Regions from separate parts of the Mus musculus genome. Here region 2 is linked to region 1. The links are chromatin contacts, found by Hi-C in ENCODE. All regions are on one chromosome and are shown on one strand. The core of a region is the stretch at or near the end of the contact, and the rest is flanking DNA. Distances in the headings are between cores, read along the strand shown. Region 1 has its middle 120 kb from the start of Gm31715. Region 2 has its middle 14 kb from the start of Zswim6.

Region 1 (4,170 bases), core at 542-3,041:
GTAAGGAGATTCCCCAAGATATGCTGGCTAGAGGTGTAGCTAGACCAGTCAAATCCCAAGTTTCTGGTTTAATGAGAGTTTCTGCCTCAGTGAATGAAGGAGAGAACGACTGAGGGGGATGCTCAATGTCAACTCTTGGTCTTCACATGGATGCTATTCTCACATGTGTGACATACCCCCCACACACACACACACACAGAGAGAGAGAGAGAGAGAGAGAGAGAGAGAGAGAGAGAGAGAGATGAGGAAATGGTAGCAGCATGCAGATGTGGGCCTCAGTATTTACAGGTTTTGTACCTGCGTAGTCCATTAAGCACAGACTAAAGATATTGAGAGAAAAAGGTCTAGATGAACCGTGTCCAAGCCCTTTTCATCATTGTCATTATTTCCTAAAGAAAATCATATGCCAACTATCTATATTAGCAGCAATCTAGAGATAGTTTTAAGAACATAGGATGATGTTTGTAGATTATATGCAGATATGTCTTAAGGGACATGTGCATCCATGAGTTTTGGTATTCATGAGCTTCCTGGAACCCATGCCTCAAGATTATTGAGGGAAAAGAGTATTTACATCTCTTATGAGAATTATTGTTTTAAGAAAAGGCAAAAAGCCCCCGCCACAGAACCAAAAACAAAAATAGGAAAAGAAAAAAGAGGTAGTTGCTGGTACGTGAACTCTAGAGAGAGACTCTTTTCTAAGAAGGTAGACATTCTAAGACTCACTGTATCTGAAGAAAAATATAGATATAGGTTACCATATATTCAGAGTTTTCGCCAAAAGGCTGAGGCCAGCTTATAGATCTCGGGCTCATTTTATCAAGAGCAAAACTACCTTACATGCCCTGTGTCTTTAAGCAGAGCTGCCAGGGTGGAGGAGGCCCAGGAACACTCCTTTTTTTTTTCTGCCAAGTTAGCAAGCTTTGATTCAAGAGACCATACCATCCCAGAACTGGCCAGTCATAGCATCCTAACCTCTCATTAAACCAACTGTGGAGTCTGAGGCTTAGCAGAGTTAGACTTGAAACTTTGCTCTCAGAATTCTACTGGGTAAGGATTTAGAACGTGGCTTTGGGACCTAAAAATACCTCTGAGTGGAATTATGCCATAGTTTATTAGTTGCATAACCCCCAAGGCAAGTTATCCTTGGTTTTCACATCAGCTGAATGACAGAACTCTACACTATTTCAACAAATAAGCATTGGAATGAGGCATTTTCTTCTACAATTGTAAAATTAAACCAAGAGAAGACAAGTGCTTCGTCCAGTGATGGGTATTAGGGTAAGCACTGATTCACGTTGGCCATTTGCATGCATAGAAATGAAATGTTATAAACTTGCATGTACAGAAAAATTCTAAAAATGTTATGGATACTTCTACAAATGGGATATAATAAACACCAGAGAAAGCACACAGGCCACAATGTTTAGTCTAAGTCTTGCTAAGCGTGTAACTAGCTGTAGTCACTGTGCTCATAGACTCTTACTCATGGTTGACTCAAGTCTAAGGCCTTTTTCCAAGGCCTGTTTGGCCTGCCCATGTGCAATGGTTATCTTCTCTATGAAAACTTCAGAGTCACCTCCCTCCCACATGGACGCAGGATACCCCTGTTCTCTCTTGCTCTTTGAAGCTAGCCAGGAGTTTAAATTTGCTGGTTGTGGCTACGGGTTGCCAGGAACAAAAACCAATCGTCTTTCAATGGCTTCAGAATTGCCTGACAGGAACAGAATGAGTGCAACAAAGCTGTGGACCCGGGCAGAAAGGCTGAGGGACAGGAAAGGAAAGCTATCTTTGCCAGCTCTTCCCAGAGCTATAAATGTACTCACTTTCAGCGGGCTGGCCAGACGCTGCCTCTGCTTCTTTGGGTAGGTGTCCTCCTTTCTTGTTGCCCCATATTCTGCTTCTTGACATTATCACAGATTCTGTTTGTAGTAGTCCAAGTAGCTTAGGATGTTTGTTCTCTCCCTTGGGAACCCAATTCCCCCCTTTGAAAAAAGAAATTTCCCAGTCACCACTTTGCTTAAACCATGTTTCCAATGTTAGTTTTCTTCTCGCTGGAGATGAGCAAGGCAGGGCAGAATTAAAACCCAAAGAACAGCATAAGTTAATTGGAGTCTGAAAAGATCAGGATACTCAAAGCTCAGCTTGATAAAACCCCATAGGGTTTGGAAATGAGTCTTATGGGATCCAAAAAATAAAATAAATAAAATTTAAAAACCTGTTTCCTATTGCCCCAGGGATCCACTTACCAACTTTCTATAGTAATCTTTGAACTTCTGAACTACAATCAAAGGCTTAGTTTAAATAAACAATATATTTATGCTTCTACTTTACATATACTGCTGAAAAAGTGGCTGAGATGCAAAATAAAAGTTTTATAATCTTCTTAGTTATATAAACTGTACTATAGTGGAAAATATTGTGCCAAGATGCCTGACTTTTTTTGGCTATAACTGACATATACATAATTTTATCTTTCTCAGTTAAACACACACACAAACACACACACACAGTGTAAGCTAATGTACCCTCTAAAGTGGAAACTTAAGGGTTCTTTGGAGAGTCAGTTGTGTTGGATGATGTTCTGCTAGGGCAAATGTGAAGGTGTGCTTTCCTGAAGCAGAAACAGGTGAAAGGATGTTCTTCTAAAGCAAGCACATGAAAAGACACATGATGAAGAATTCTTTGATAACAACAGGCATGTAGTGGTCCACCTTATATTGCATAGTTGAGCTCCATTTGTTGGGACTCCATAGAGAGAAACACACAAAAACAAAAACAAAACTGGTGGTATGCTTGCAGCATCTTGCTGCTTCCTTGGACTTGGGCCAAGTGGCAAAGTGATGTCAGCTGAGACAGACTCTCGTGGAGTTTTGCTAAGACAGACACACATGCTGAGGCAAGACATGTGATGAGGTAAGACCCATTAAGGACACATGGTGCTTGGAGGGATTATAAATAGGACTCAAGGGACTGTGAGAGAGGCTTATTGGTAGATCTTGCTGTACAATGCTTCTTGGTCTCTCGTCTTCACTGATCTTTACTTCGCTGAGAGAGGCATGGCAGTGAACTTCTAGTGTTCCTGCTGGTCCCAATGTCTCCTGCTGAGTCATGCAGATTCAGCTGAGGCCTGCCTGTTCCTCCTAGGTCATACTGCTATCCTAACACCACTGAACTGGACCGCTGGTCCAGGAAGTGTCTGCAAGTGGATCAAGCTGCCACTGCTGACCTGTGAACTGAACTGCTGATTTCCTGCCACCACAGATGGGATCTGCTCCAAAGAACTATTTCTAAACAGGTCCACTTCGCCCATATCCTAGTAACTTTCTTTTCCACTACCCATGGTGGGTGGTTGGCTAGAAAGGAGGTTAAAGCAATTAAGAACCATCATTAAAAGTAGGCTTTGAAAAAATTAAAGTTATAACCCTCTCTATAGTTTTTCTTTTCGTTTTCAAAATTTGCTCCTAGAATGAGGAGATAGCTCATTTGGTAAAAACATCTTTTGTACAAGCGTGAGAACTGGAGGTGGGATCCCTGGAACTCTTAAATAAAAGCCCAGGAATGATGGCCCATGTTTATAACCCTTCTGCAGCACGGATGAATCTGCAGAACTCACTGACCAGTCCGTGTAGTCAAACAGTAAACCCTGAGCTCAGTGAGATGGCTTGTCTTAAAACCTAAGGTGTAGAAAGCTTGAGAAATCAGCCTATGGCTTCCATATGCATGAGCACATGTGCATATGCACCCTCATGTACATGTGGTGCATTCATATAAACATACCACACACATATGTGCACAGGCACACACACCTTACTTCGGCTTTTAAAAAAACTGTTGCTGGCACTGAGGAAGTCCTCTAAGCTTCAAGTGGTAATAAATTTGATAAAGAATGTATTGGGAGTGATCATGACACAAATAAGAACTACCATGCTGGGCTTCAGGGTAATGGGGAATAGAACAGTTCACCTTTAGTTTATCAGCTGAATTTCAGCTCAGAATCTAATGATAAAAAGCCATTACCCGCTGAAGGTCCATGGTCTTTGGAGAAATGAGTATAGTCATTTCAGCTCCAACTCCAAACAGCCCAGAGTCTCCATCAGCATGGCTGCCATTGCAATCACAGCTAATTGTCACTAGTGCTGTGGAAACCAGGATTGGATGAGAAGGCAG
Region 2 (4,221 bases), core at 43-2,542, 570 kb after region 1:
GTCCCTTGAAGGTTTCCCTGCCCCAACACTACACACACACACACACACACACACACACACACACACACAGACATACACATGGATACATGGACACACATACACACACACATAGACACACACATGAATACATGAACACAGACACATACACACATTCTCCTACTCTGTTCTCCTTGTCTAGGCTTGTCTCTGTAATTAGCTGTGTGCACATTTTATAGCTCTGGGTGTAAAATGTCTGCATTTGTATCCTCAGGTCTGTCTTTGTTGGACTACCAATGTGTATCATTGGTAATCATAAAAAGTTCATCTAGAGTATGTGTTGCACGGTTTGGGCATTCTCAGCTTCATTAGCAGCTGAGGGGTAACAATGGATTTCTCAGACAGGGTTTGAATATGCTTTCAAAGTGGCTAGACTAACTGAAGTGACCATTTAGGGAGACTTTGGGAAGGCATCACAGAGACACCGCTATTATGTCTTTTGAAGGAAACATATTTGCCTATGAACTGTCAGTGCACGTTTCTGGCAGGTTTCCTTTCTTTGTCTCTTTTTAGCACTCCGCCCAGTTTCTGCTGGGCTTGCCTTCAGATCCCTCAGTCACCAAGCCTCACAGAGTGGGACGAGCCAGTGAGGTCTATAGCACCCTGAGAGGAGTTGCCTCCATGTGCCTGCAGATGAGTCTACCCATCACACCATCAGGACTCAGAGTAGCACTGGGAAGCAGTAGTTACGTAGCTAGCAGGCTGGAAAAGATGCCACTGGGGATGCAGCCAGGTGTCCTACCACCCTCAGAAAATGCACCTCTTGCCTCGCTCTTAAAAACAAACTAGCATCAGGGACAGCACAAGAGCAGAGCGTGAGAATCTTACGAGAACTCTTTCTCCAACCACTGAAAACATCCTGGTGGGTGTGGAGGTTTGGTTACAAGGGAGCAGTGCTGACAGAAACCACTAACTCCTCTGAGCATACAAAGTACTCTGTAGATAGCACTAGCCTTGTATGCCCTTGGCAGGACCCATCTGCAAGGGCTGTTTAGCTTTGTCAGGGGTTTCCTCTTAACATTTGTCAATGACCATTGTCAGGTGTTGCTAGGGTGGCAGGAGAAAAGTTTCAGTTGATTGGTCAAGCGACTGTATACCTTAGCCAATCTGAAGGCTGTGCCTGGGGGGAGGGAGGGGAGGGGGGGAGCTTAACAAGATAGAACAATATCAGCACAGGCAGACGCATTCCATGTACTAATAAGACGTCTGGAACTCTAGTGTGCAAGAGTACCATGATCTCCCCAGCTCCAGCCATGGCCTAGTAGCTGCTCCAAATGTTACAGTGTGAGTTAAAGTCATCCCTGCTGATTGGAGGCTATCGTGATTTCAAAAGAGGGGAGTAGCTATCTGAAGGGGGAAGTAAAACTCCTTGCTCATTGTGTTTTACAGCCTTCCTCAGTAAAACTGCTGAATTGTCATTTGAAATATTCCACCCTTTCAAATAACTTAAGCACAGCGCTTGAAAACAGGAAACGAGAGAGGCACACTTGTATTGTCAACTAAACATTCACAGACCTTGCACCACAAAGCCAACCTGAAAAAAAAAAATCAGACAGGTCTTACGAATTCATTTAAGAACAGTGACAAGGGTCGCTACCGAGGGAACCGGTGGGCCTCTGACTGTATGGTAAGACCTTCATGGTAATTATGAAATTAATGAAAGACAAATAATCAGCTTGAAAGAAAAATTTAGATCATTTTAGATAGTGGAAGATTGAAATAGACAGGGTAGAATGAAGAACGAGAGTGAGGAGAGCCCTTGACCATGGTGAGAACTGGACACTCCTGTACAAAGCTTAGTTCTCAGAACACATGTTCTGACTGAACTCAGGTGCCACATCAAAATCAGAGCTAAAGAACGTCACGCTTCATCGCATACAGACTTCTCATTCAATTATCAGCATAATCACCAAGCTGGAACGTTTTTTATTGCCAGTTTTTAATTCAGTCATAAGAAAAGTTTAAGTCTCCCTTGCCAAGCCTCTCACTTGGCTGTCAGACCTGTGCCTCAGAATGTTGGAGCCGCCACTCAAGAACAGCAGCGGGAAGGACCGGGAAGAGGAAGGGAAGTAGCAAGGAAGGGCGGGGTCGGGGAGGGGAATGGACAGTGAAGTGTGTTCTCTGTCGCATCGCACATTACACATTATTATCCACTACCCCAGCCAGCCCAGGGCTTCCCAGCAGACCCCACAGTCAGGCTGGCAGACTTCAGCTTAGCTTCAGGTAGAAAGGATGTCTCAGGGTTCTGTGGGATTGCTTCAGATACCTTTAGGAATAGGTCAAAAAAGAGGGGAAGGAATAGAAGGTACCAGTGCCAGGCAGTTCCCCTCTCCGCTTCTGTCGTAGAAAGAGTGTCCACAGGCAGAACGTGACTTGGGGGGGGCAGGGAGGGGCGGTACCAGAACTGCCAGAAGAGATAAACAGATAGCAAAGCGGTGGTGTCCACTTGATGCCAATGTTGTAGCTGGTACACATCTTGATTGGACTTTCCTGGGATCCTCCGGTGTCATAATGGAAGAGCTATTGATAGAGGGAATTACTCTTCTGAAAGGGAAGAGACAGAGCATTTAGTTAATTCTTTGGTTGAGTGTGGCTATCGCACCATTGGCCTCATGGTCTTTTGAATAACAGACACATTTCCATAGTCTCAGGCATTTGAATACCGGATGCCCAGTTTGTGGTACTGTTTGGGTAGGATTAAGAGGTGTGGCTTTGCTGGAGAAAGTATGTCAGTTGGGGGGAGGGGGCTCTGGAGTTTCAAAAGTCATTTGCCATTCCCAGCTCCCTCTCTCTGCCCATGGTTTGCAGTTTGAAATGTGGGCTCTCCGATGTTTGCAGCACCATGTCTGCCTGCTTGGCTCACTTCCCTGCTGTGATGGCAAAGAATTCCTCTCCCTCTGGAACTGTAAGCCAAAATAAAAGCACCTTCAAGTGCCTTCGTCCTGGTATTTGATCACAGCAATAGAAAGTAACCAATACAGGCCGTGAACTAGGGAAGAACATGTCCTTTTTGAACAGCAGGCATCATCTGTCCTGTGGTCATGTGATCAGCTCCATCGATCTGTCATCTGTAATTCCATCATGTTTGTCTATTAACTACTTAGGACCATTATCTTCATTTTAGAAATCATGGCATTTCGATGGCTATTTGTTTTTGTTTTATTCTACTTTGGTCTGGGTGTTCTTGAGACAGGATCTCACAGAGCCCAGGTTGGCCATGATGGGGCCAAGGACGACTTTGGACTTGGAGATTCTCTGGTTTCCAAGTGCCAGGGTTTAGAATGTGTGCCACCGTGCCAGGCTCCTGTTTGATATTTATAACACAGAATCATCCCGACTCTACCATTTTGCTTCAGGGACAGCTGTAGAAAAGTTACCACTCACCTTTCATCCCCATTAAAAACACCTAGACCTAGAAGGTGGGCTATTAAAGTCACCATTACCTTGTTTCCTTCCCTGGCACAAGGCACAGTCACCGCACAGGCTTCTTTAGAGTTAGAGCTGCCCAGGGCTTTGGGACTTGGTCCTTCCTCCACATTCCCTATCTCAAGGTAATTTCCGATGAAAATCATCCATCGATCTATAAAAGCCTACCAGATCAATGAAAAATAAAAACTTGATTGCAAATTTCACCCTGCAACCAAACAGTAAAGTGTATCCATTCAAATTTCAACCCTTTCCTTTCCTGAACCCACCAGCTTCTAACAAGCAGGGAGGCCTTTTTAGTGGTCAGGAAGTACAGAAAGGCAGGCGTCAATGACCCAGGTTAACCTATAGCTGAAGAAGCACAGGGAGCTATAGCCAAGAGAAGCCAGGACGCCGGAGAAAGCAACGGGGAGAAGCTCACAGTCAGCTTGCACCCCCACTCCCACCCCGGGATCACTGGGAGGAAAGTGGGTCAAGCAGCAAGGACACCTGGTAAAGAGATGTGATTTCGTTTTCAAAGTATCACATCTGTGTTGGGTGTCCCTCCAGTCCAAACAAAACAGGGAGAAACCAACTTCATGGACAAACAGACCAGTAAAACTCGGGGAAGGGTTTTGGTATGGCATCTAAGAATGGGCCAAAGGAATCGCCACATCCCTGCATCCAGCCTCCGTCATTCCAAGTCCTGTTTCTCTCACAGCAGACTATATCCTGTTCATTCCCGTACCATCACCTGCATTTCCCATATCATCGTACTGA

The links. A loop is a pair of places that touch in the nucleus more often than their neighbours do.
Region 2: a map of left cerebral cortex shows a loop between it and region 1 (3-fold over the local background). The contact joins two enhancer-like sites. A Hi-C loop is called at or near these places in 4 of 37 maps with a recorded cell type or tissue (Patski and left cerebral cortex).

The regions. Positions count from the first base shown.
Region 1 is chr13:107,327,731-107,331,900 of GRCm38, forward strand. No RefSeq gene overlaps it. Among named protein-coding and RNA genes, the nearest start is that of Gm31715, 120 kb to the left of the region's middle. Within about 2 kb of position 1,792, at least 1 of the 3 ENCODE cell types and tissues checked has a DNase peak (open chromatin) inside an H3K27ac peak, as active enhancers do.
Region 2 is chr13:107,902,344-107,906,564 of GRCm38, forward strand. No RefSeq gene overlaps it. Among named protein-coding and RNA genes, the nearest start is that of Zswim6, 14 kb to the left of the region's middle. Within about 2 kb of position 1,293, at least 1 of the 3 ENCODE cell types and tissues checked has a DNase peak (open chromatin) inside an H3K27ac peak, as active enhancers do.